2 separate regions of the Homo sapiens genome follow, and region 1 is linked to region 2. Evidence: read pairs that join two places in POLR2A ChIA-PET (ENCODE). Cell type or tissue: Caco-2. All regions are shown on one strand. Links, peaks and the distances in the headings refer to the core of each region. The heading gives the core; the rest is flanking DNA. Region 1 has its middle 11 kb from the start of PXN. Region 2 overlaps MSI1 (musashi RNA binding protein 1).

The links. Peaks named below come from ENCODE experiments on the same cell type or tissue, not always from the same donor. Only the 100,000 strongest peaks of a DNase experiment are listed, where the experiment ranks them.
Region 1: POLR2A ChIA-PET joins it to region 2 with 8 read pairs; 2 of 35 experiments call an interaction of 5 or more read pairs at or near these places.

Annotation. Positions count from the first base shown.
Region 1 is chr12:120,273,649-120,279,019 of GRCh38, forward strand. No RefSeq gene overlaps it. Among named protein-coding and RNA genes, the nearest start is that of PXN, 11 kb to the left of the region's middle. In Caco-2, for the core only: no CTCF peak of the experiment used is centred there; DNase peaks (open chromatin) are centred at 3,293, 3,893 and 4,133.
Region 2 is chr12:120,360,131-120,365,501 of GRCh38, forward strand. It overlaps MSI1 (musashi RNA binding protein 1), which reads right to left. Exons shown (of 15, transcript NM_002442.4): 5 at 4,584-4,625; 6 at 2,913-3,005. Among named protein-coding and RNA genes, the nearest start is that of MSI1, 6.3 kb to the right of the region's middle. RefSeq lists enhancers at 763-1,481, 1,482-2,199. In Caco-2, for the core only: no CTCF peak of the experiment used is centred there; no DNase peak of the experiment used is centred there.

The sequences.
Region 1 (5,371 bases), core at 189-5,188, 87 kb before region 2:
ACACCTGTAATCCTAGCACTTGGGAGGCTGAGGCAGGAGGATCACTTGAGCTCAGGAGTTCCAGACCAGCCTGGGCAACATAGTAAGACCTCTTCTTTATTTTTATTTTATTTTTTATTGGATTTCCTTTCAGATTCAGACCTACAGATATCTTTTAAAATAAAAAACTTATTTTAAAATGAATAAACTAAGATGAAAATTAAAATTATCCATAATCCAAAACTAAAAGAATGACCAGTTGTAGATTTTCCAGAGCGTTCTTTTACACACAAAAAACATACACATATATGTTTTTAGATATAAAACATTAAATATATATTTGAATATTTTTGCACACTGTTTTGAAACTTGGTTTTCTCATTTACCCATTTATCACTACTTTGTTTTTTGTTTGGGGTTTTTTTTTTTTTTTTTTGGGATAGGGTCTCCCTCTGTCACCCAGAGCTGGAGTACAGTGGTGCAAACACGGCTTACTGCAGCCTCGACCTCCCAGGCTCAAGTGACCCTCCCACCTCAGCCTCCTGAGTAGCTGGGACTACAGGTGTGCACCACCACATCTAGTTATTTTTTTTAATTTTTTGTAGAGCTGGGGGCCTCCCTATGTTGTCCAGCCTGTTCTTGAACTCCTAGGCTCAATCAGTCCTCCAGTCTTGGCCTCCCAAAGAGGTAGAATTACAAGCATGAGCCACTGTGGCCAGTCCAGTGTGATCATCTTTTCATGGCATTTAACATTCTTCTGAAACATCAATTCCTTGGGTAAAACAGCATTGCATCATATAATTGTACCAGGATTTACTTAGCCAATCTCCTGATAAAATTTAGTTAGTTACAAATTTTCACTATAATCAGCAATGCTAGGACAACATCCTTATAGTTAAATCTCGGAACACTTCCTTAATGATTTCCTGCAGATCAGTTCTTAAGGAGTGGAAGTGTGAGGTTAAGTGTCGCGTTAGTCCGTTTACTATGTGTTGACAAAGTGTGGTCTATAACTGCTGTATCTAGATAAATATATCATGTATATTTCATGAGTACTGAGTTGACATGCAACACTGTAGGGTGGTCCCAGGCATAATTCTCCCAAATGTAGTGTGACTAACTGCCACTGGTGGAATGAGAGGTTGTAGCTAGTACAAAGATTTATTATTTTATTTGTATTTTTTGCAGACACAGAGAGGTCTCACTTTGTTGCCCAACTGGTCTCAAACTCCTGGGCTCAAGGAATCCTCCCACCTCGACCTCCCAAAGTGCTGGGATTACACACATGAGCCACCATGCCCAGCTCAGTTTTTTTTTTTTCTTCTTTTCAAGACAGAGTCTCGCTCTGTCGCCCAGGCTAGAGTGCAGTGGCGCGATCTCGGCTCACCGCAAGCTCCACCCCCCGGGTTCACGCCATTCTCCTGTCTCAGCCTCCCGAGTAGCTGGGACTACAGGCGCCTGCCACCACGCCTGGCTAATTTTTTGTATTTTCAGTAGAGACGGGGTTTCACCGTGTTAGCCAGTATGGTCTCGATCTCCTGACCTCGTGATCTGCCCGCCTCGGCCTCCCAAAGTGCTAGGATTACAGGCGTGAGCCACCGCGCCCGGCCAGATTCCTTATTTTAATAGTTACATATTTATGTGTTAGAAAATTATCTAATTAGCACATAAAACCTGTGATGGCTCCAATATTATTTATTTATTTATTTTATTTATTTTAATTTTTGAGACGGAATCTCGCTTTGTCACCAGGCTGGAGTGCGGTGGCACAATCTTGGCTTACTGCAACCTCCGCCTCCCGGGTTCAAGTGATTCTCCTGCCTCAGCCTCCCGAGTAGCTGCGACTACAGGCACCCACCACCATGCCTGGCTAGCTTTTGTATTTTTAGTAGAGATGGGGTTTCACCATGTTGGCCAGGATGGTCTCGATCTCTTGACTTCATAATCCACCTCCCTCGGCTTCCCAATGTGCTGGGATTACAGGCATGAGCCACCGCGCCTGGCCCAGCTCCAATATTATTGTTTAGGATAAAGATAAGGTTTTTTTGTTTGTTTGTTTGTTTTAAAGTGGGTCCACTTAAAGAAAACTATGTAGGGACGGGCACAGTGGCTCACGCCCATAATCCCAGCATTGTGAGAGTCTGAGGGCTGAGGAGGGTGGATCACCTGCGGTCAGGAGTTCAAGACCAGCCTAGCCAACATGGCAAAACGCCATCTCTATTAAAAATACAAAAATTAGCCAGTGTGGTGGTGCAGGCCCCGTAGTCCCAGCTACTTAGGAGGCTGACGTGGGAGGATCACTTGAGCCTGGGAGGCGGATGTTGCAGTGAACCGAGATTATGCCACTGCACTCCAGCCTGGGCGACACAGCAAGACTTCATCTCAAAAAAAAAAAAGAAGATTTGAGCTAGAATTCCAGTTTTCCTCAGTTCCCATTTGGGGATCCTGGGAGAGTCTCTCAGCCTCAGTTTTCTCATCTGTGAGATGGGGATATTGAGAATTCTTCTCCATATGGCATGCCTGCCTGGAAGGGCTTATAAACAAAGAATTGTGTCTGGGCATGGTGGTTCATGCCTATAATCCCAATACTTAGGGAAGCCGAGGTGGGCAGATCACTTGAGGTCAGGAGTTCGAGACCAGCCTGGCCATCATGGTGAAACCCCGTCCCTACTAAAAACACAAAAATTAACTGGGTGTGGTGGCGTGCACCTGTAATTCCAGCTACTTGGGAGGCTGAGGCAGGTAGAATCACTTGAACTCAGGAGACAGAGGTTGCAGTAAGCTGAGACTGGGCCACTGCACTCCAGCCTGGGCAACAGAGTGAGACTCCCATCTCAAAAAAAAAAAAAAAAAAAAAAAAGTTAAAGAAAACAAAGAATTATAAGGTCAAAAAGGATCTCAAGAGATTCTTCAACCTTTTCTCAGGTGAAGGGGGCTGGATTTCCACCTTCATCCTCCTCTCTATCACCTAAGGACCCCATATGTTGACCGGGTGTCCACCTGGAAGTCATCCTCTGTTCCTCCCCGTCCTCGCTTTCCACACCCAGTTCTGCCTGTCCATCTGCAAAGTGTAGCCCAATTCCCACCCCCACCCCCTCATTTTCACCTCTGCAATTATATCTCTAGGTGCAGCCACGCACTACCCTCTCTTGCCTGGGATTACTGCATGAACCTCCAAACTGGACCTCTATTGTCAATTTTCTACCCAGAAGCCAATAAGCCAATGTTATCTTTTTAAAAAAATTTTTTTGAGATGGAGTCTTGCTGTATCACCCAGGCTGGAATGCAATGGCGCAATCTTGACTCACTGCAACCATCACCTCCCAGGTTCAAGCCATTCTCCTGCTTCAGCCTCCCAAGTAGCTGGGACTACAGGCACGCTATCACGCCCGGCTAATTTTTCTTATTTTTAGTAGAGACAGGGTTTTGCCATGTTGCCCAGGCTGGTTCTGAACTCCTAACCTTGGGTGATCCACCCCCCTCGGCCTCCCAAAGTGCTGGGATTACAGGCGTGAGCCACGGCACCAGCCTAATGTTATTTTATTTTATTTTATTTATTTATTTATTTCGAGACGGAGTCTCACTCTGTCGTCCAGGCTGGAGTGCAGTGGTATGATCTCGGCTCACTGCAACCTCCGCCTCCCAGGTTCAAGTGATTCTCCTGCCTCAGCCTACTGGGTAGCTGTGATTACAGTCACACGACACAACACCTGGATAATTTTTTGTATTTTTAGTAGAGACAGTGTCTCACCATGTTGGCCAGTCTGGTCTTGAACTCCTGACCTCTGGAGATCCGCCCCCCTCGGCCTCCCAAAGTGCTGGGATTACAGGCGTGAGTACCCGGCAATGTTATGGTTTTTTTGTTTTTTTTTTTTAGTATTTATTGATCATTCTTGGGTGTTTCCCAGAGAGGGGGAAGTGGCAGGGTCATAGGATAATAGTGGAGAGAAGGTCAGCAGATAAACACGTGAACAAAGGTCTCTGGTTTTCCTAGGCAGAGGTCCCTGCGGCCTTCGGCCTTCAGCAGTGTTTGTGTCCCTGGGTACTTGAGATTAGGGAGTGGTGATGACTCTTAAGGAGCATGCTGCCTTCAAGCATCTGTTTAACAAAGCACATCTTGCACCGCCCTTAATGCATTTAACCCTGAGTTGACACAGCACATGTTTCAGAGAGTACGGGGTTGGGGGTAAGGTTATAGATTAACAGCATCCCAAGGCAGAAGAATTTTTCTTAGTACAGAACAAAATGGTGTCTCCTATGTCTGCTTCTTTCTACACAGACACAGTAACAATCTGATCTCTCTTTCTTTTCCCCACATTTCCCCCTTTTCTTTTCGACAAAACCGCCATCGTCATCATGGCCCTTTCTCGATGGTCGCTGTCTCTTCGGAGCTGTTGGGTACACTTCCCAGGCGGGGCGGCCTGGCAGAGGCGCTCCTCACCTCCCAGAAGGGGTGGTGGCTGGGCAGAGGCGCCCCTCACATCCCAGACGATGGGCAGCCGGGCAGAGGCGCCCCCCACCTCCCTGATGGGGCAGCCGGGCAGAAACGCCCCCCACCTCCCAGACGGGGTGTCCGGGCAGAGGCGCCCCCCACCTCCCAGATGAAGGGCGGCCAGGCAGAGGTGCTCCCCACCTCCCAGACGGGGGAGCCGGGCAGAGACGCCCCTCACCTCCCAGACGGGGTGGCTGGGCAGAGGCGCCCACTTCACAGACGGGGCGGCCGGGTAGAGGCACTCCTCCCAGATGGGGTGGCGGCCGGGCAGAGGTGCTCCTCACATCCCAGACAGGGTGGCGGCCAGGCAGAGGCGCTCCTCACCTCCCAGACGGGGTGGTGGCCGGGCAGAAGCGCTCCTCACCTCCCAGACGGGGTGGCGGCAGGGCAGAGGCGCTCCTCGCCTCCCAGACAGGGTGGCAGCCGGGCAGAGGGGCTCCTCGCTTCCCAGACGGGGCGGCCAGGCAGAGGTGCTCCTCGCTTCCCAGACGGGGCGGCCGGGCAGAGGCTGTAATCTTAGCACTTTGGGAGGCCAAGGCAGGCGGCTGGAAGGTGGAGGTTGCAGCGAGCCGAGATCACGCCACTGCATTCCAGCCTGGGCAACACTGAGCACTGAGTGACCGAGACTCCGTCTGCAATCCCAGTACCCCAGGAGGCCGAGGCGGGCAGACCACTCGAGGTCAGGAGCCAGAGACCAGCCCAGTCAACAGGGCGAAACCGTGTCTCCTCCAAATATACAAAAACCAGTCAGGCGTGGCGGCGCGTGCCCGCAATCCCAGGCACTCGGCAGGCCAAGGCAGGAGAACCAGGGGAGCCCGGGGCAGGGAGGCTGCAGCGAGCCGAGACCACGGCAGTACAGTCCAGCCTTGGCAACAGAAGGAGACCGAAGAAAGAAAGAGG
Region 2 (5,371 bases), core at 263-5,262:
GCATGCCACCACTCCTGGCTAATTTTTGTATTTTAGTAGAGATGGGGTTTCACCATGTTGGCCAGGCTGGTCTCGAACTCCTGGCCTCAAGTGATCCACCCGCCTCAGCCTCCCAAAGTGCTGGGATTACAGGCGTGAGCCACCAGGCCCGACCCCATCATCTACCTTCTAAAGGCCCTCCCCTGCCTCATTAAACACCCTGAACTACCGTGATCCTCCAGCTCTCCTTAGGCATCAAGCTACAGTGGGCCTCTGACTCCCACTGGGAGAACCAGGACCCCACTGAGCCAGGAGGCAACAAGGTCCCTGGAGAATCTCATGACATCTCTCTTCTCAAAGAGCTGCCTGTACTGGGGCCCACGCAACAGAGTGGCACTCTCACTCCCATCCTATGGACCCACTCTGAGTCCCAATCCCAAATCAGCTGGACCACCCGAATGGGACAATCATTTCAGGTTCAGCACATCTTGCCCACCCCTCACTTAACCAATGAAAAACAGAAACCCAGAAAGAAGGATTGTGGTCATAGCACAGGCTTTGGGTAGGACGGGCCTGAGCTGGAATCCTGGATCCTGCATTTGCTGGTTGGGTAACCTTGGGCAGGTGACTTGATGTTTCTCTGGCTTTGGTTCCTCATCTGTGAAATAGGCATAACAGTGTCTATCTCACAGGTTGAAGTTAAATGAAAGACACCTTTTTTTTTTTTTGGAAAAGGGTTCTCGCTATATTGCCCAGGCTAGTCTTGAACTCCCAGGCTCAAGCAATCCTCCCATCTCACCCTCCTTGGTAGCTGGGACTACAGGTGTGCACCACCAAGCCTGGCTATGAGAGGATTTAGTGAGATAGTGCATGTAACACTCTTAACTCACAGACCCAGGATATAGTAAGTGCCTAATAAATAATAGCTATTATTATTATCTTTACAAGGGAGGGACTTGCCCATAGTTACACGGGGGGAACGTGGCAAAGCTGGGGAGAGAGCAGCCAGATACTAATGGCTTGAAGGTTGCATGAGGACATCGTCTGTGTCATTTAGGGCCATGACCACCATCCTATTGAGCACCTTGACTGGAGGTCAATCATTTTTTGAATGAATGAATGAATGAATGAACGAACCAGCCACACCCTCCCCCCTAATCCTACAGCTCCGAGTCCCTGCCTGACCCACAAATGGATTCAGCCCAAATCCACAACTTCTCCCACCTTCCTCCACCCAACCCTGCAAGGAAGGCCACCATCCCTGGCCCCACTACACCCTTCAACCTGGGCCTTGGCTGGAGAGGCCCCTAGTGGGACGGTGGGGTTGAGGCCAGGGCAGGGGGCAAGGAAGATGGCTGGGGGTCCGGGTTAGCCCCACCGGTGTCCCCTCCTGGGGCGAGCTGAGGGGAGGGAGGCTCCCGGCCCAGTGTCCTTAATAGGCTTTGGTCTCCATGGGAACCCGAGGGCAGGGGGGATCGGGCGGGGGGAGGGGAGGCGGCCGAGGCCTGCTGACCAGTAGGAGCCGAGCCGCCAAGTTCGGCGGCCGCTAAGCCTGAGTGGCAGCCATGGCGGCTGACCATTGTTCCCCCCTCGGCGGCGGCCCCTCGATCCGGGCGGGGGGCCCCCCGCCGCGGGGCCCTTGGCATTCCCGGCTGTCCCCCTCGCTCCCTGGCAGCCTATTCTCCGGCTCCCCCTGGCCTCCCCGGGCCGGTTTCACATGCCAACGCCGATTTAGGCCCGAACAAAAGACGCGGCCGCTGACGGCTTCTCCTGGGGCCCGGTTGCCATGGCAACGCCGGCCCCGGGGGCAGGCGGCCTCCAATCACAGCTGCTGGATCAGATTAGTGCGAGCTCTAATGCTCGGCGCTCAGACACAAAGACACCCCGCCGCAGCCGAGCCGGGCCTGCTGCTTCCCAGGAGCGCCCTACCCTCTGGGGCCCGGGCCCGCCCGACCTGCCCTCTGTCCCGGACCCAGGTGCCCACCGAGGCACGAAAGCCGAGGCCTCTGGTCCCCCACACCACCAGCCTCAGCTGGCCAGGGGACACCTCCCCCCCCCACACAATCCCAGGCCCATTTCCCAGGCCACGTCCCCCTTCGCTTGCCTGGGGGTGACTCGAAGTGTCTTGATGGGAAAGTAGAGACCCAGCCTCTCGCCTGTCTCACCTAAAAGAAGAAAGACCAGGGACCCCGGCCCCAAGCAAAACAACCCTCTTTCCCTCCTAGACTTCAAACGTAGGACCCTCTCTGCCATCTCCCCATGGGACTCCAAAGTTCACATTGTCCACCTTTCAGAGGACACCCTAATGTCGGATGTCGCCACAACATCTACCTCTTCAGAGGCCCAGAAATTAAAGCTCCATGCCCCTTACAGCTCACAGCCAATCCTCTGGGCCTGATCAGGAATTGGGGGATGCTCTCATCAGTTCCCCCCAATACCCAGGGGACCAGCAGCCCCCCAGCTCTGGCTCCAAGCTCCCCACCTGTGCAAATAGGGTGCCGAGTGCAATTGGGAGTCATATTTATTGCCTCCTTATCATCCTCGCCTGGAAGGAGTGGGGAAAGGTTCAATAGCCTGTGGCCTGGACAGGTGCAAACTCCCAGGAGGCCACGGGCTGACTTGATTGAACTGGCTGTGGGAGCACTGCCTCCCTTGTGAGAATGAAGATAAGTAAGAGAAAAATACAGTGGAAGGGCAACAACAGGGCCAGCTACTGTGTGGCTTCTCTGTCCCGAGGGATATCCTGAGTCTGAAGCTCACAGATGAGCCAGGAGGCTGCAAGGTGGATTGGCCTGGTCTGCCCCCACAGCAGGATCCAGCCCCACTCTCATCTTTTGCAGGAATGGAATGACCTGGCTGGATTCGGCTTGCTAGTGCCCCATTCTACAGTGTGTTCACAGCCCCAGCAGCAAGCGCCCCCAGTTTAAACCCACCTTCCCAAACTGCTCAAAATATTGCTTCACGTCCTCCACCGTGGTGTTCACCGACAGCCCCCCCACAAAGATCTTCTTCGTTCGAGTCACCATCTGTTAGGGGAGGGAATGAGAAAGTGGGCATCTGAGTCCTGTGGCCTACCGCCACCAGCAGGGGCTCGAGCCCCCCTGCCAGGATGCCAGCTGACAAGCTCTCTGTGGCCCCAGCCTCTTTAAAGGCCCCCCCCCCGCAAGCTCCCTCTTGGACCCCCGCCTCTAGGCCTGTCATGGGCAGCTGTGCACCCACACCCTGGCTGGCTCGAGTGTGCCTCCTTCCTGCCTCCCTCCCTAGGGACTATGTCCAGAAAATGCCTTCCCTAAGGACTAACACAGGGAAGGGGGCGGGCCAGTGACCCAGACCCACAGCCTAACACTAAGACCTCACTGGCCCTCCTGGGAGACCCCCCAAGGTCCATCACAGAGTCTCCCTGAACTCAGTGCCGACATTTTCCTCATCAGCCTCCTCCCAACACAACCTCTGGCAGCCCTGTGGCCCCAGCCCTGTTTTAGGAAGAACACATGGTCCTAATTACCCCAGGAGCGCATGGCTAATCCGCGGCAATTCCCAGCCCCATCCTAACACTAAAGCACCTTCTGTCACCAAACTGCTTAATGGAATTAACCCAGTTCCAACCATGTGCTCCCTGGTGCGGCTTCCTTCGAATACCTGCTCCATAATTGCTTTCAGGCCCTCTACTGGACCCTTCCAGAGATGCCCCTTTCCTGTCTCCCAAAACTCTTCCTCTCCTTCAGCCCTGGCAGGAGTTGGGGGACTTGATGGAATTCACTGGCCCGGAATCTTAAAGAGCTCTAGTTCCACCTGGCAAAGGAGGAAACCGAACTCTCCTAGAGAGGGACCTCGTCCTAGGACCCATGATAAGTCAGTAAACTCAGGGGTCCTGACCCCATGTTCCGCAATCAGTCTCTCCTTCTGTCCTCTATATTCAATTGCTTCAAAAGGAAGACCTGGCTAGTTGCCCTGAGGCCTAGAATAGACTCTTAGGCCCCTGCCCTGCACCAAAAGTTTTTTGAGTGTTGTATCACTCAACTGCTCAGAAATCCATTTTCTGCGCACCTTGACCCTCTCACTGGGAGAACTCGCCAGAGCAGCAGGGTAAGAGAGCATTGAGAAAGCAGCCACAGACATCTAAACTGAAAGACAACAGGTGACAGAGTCTGTGGTCCCCTCTGCCTCTGCAAAGGGTGACTGGGGGGATCCAAGGGTAGCTCCCTAGCCTGCCTGTAGCGCGGCCTTAGGGTCTAAGTCTGTCCTGTATTTCACTTCCAGAGGCCTGGACATCAAGGCTGTGGTCTATGATGTTGGAATTAGACTCAGGCTCCAAACTCTACTGGGTTCAAATACAGGACGATGAATCCTCTGAGTAGCTCCCCTTTCTCCCAACACACACAAGCCCCTCTCCAGTCCACCCCAGAGCTCACGTGGAAAGACATATAGTGTCTTCAGGCCACAGAGCAAGGACGTCAAGAATCCCCTCTTCCCAGCCCAGCCCATTCCACAAACACTCCAAGCAGAGGTTCCAGAAGCATCTTCCAGAGCAGGAAATACTGGGAAAATCACTGCCCAGCATTGCCCATAGTAAGAGAGCTCCTCCCAGACATAGACACACCTACCTTGGGCTGTGCTCGCCGAGGGAAGGCCACCTTAGGGTCAATCTACAAGAAAAGGGAGAGGTAGAAGGGGTCTTGGTTATCGCATTTTTAGAAGAGCGACCACACAGCCTTCAGCCCTCAGGACCTCTCTCCTCCCAGGACACAAAGGTGACAGAAATCACAAAAGCCTCTAGGAGGAGAGAATAGTGGTTAAGCATTTATTTTTATTTTTTCTTCAGACAGAGTCTCACTCTATCACCCAGGCTGGAGTGCAGTGGCACGATCTCAGCTCACTGCAACCTCTGCCTCTCGGGTTCAAGTGATTCTCCTGCCTCAGCCTCCCTAGTAGCTGGGATTACAGGTGCGCACCACCACACCCAGCTAATTTTTGTATTTTTAGTAGAGACGGGGTTTCACCATGTTGGCCAGACTGGTTTCAAACTCCTGACCTCAGGTGAGCCGCCCGCCTCAGCCTTCCAAAGTCCCGGGATTACAGGCACGAGTCACCACGCCCAGCCAGTTAAGCATTTAGACCCTAACGTCCCACTGCTGGGTTCAAATCCCATTTGCACTGCTTCCCAGCTGTGAGACCATGGACAAGTTATTTCCCCTCTTTGAACGTCAGGGTCAAGTTCACCTGCAAAATGGGCAAATAATAACACCCACCTCAAAGGGTCATCAGCAGATTATTGGAGATAATGCATACAAAGCATTTGGCATGGTGTCTAGCTCACAGCAAAAACAAAAACAAAAAAAATGTAAGCCGTCTTATTCCTTCAAGTATCAGGTAAATCGAGGGCCTTCCTTGC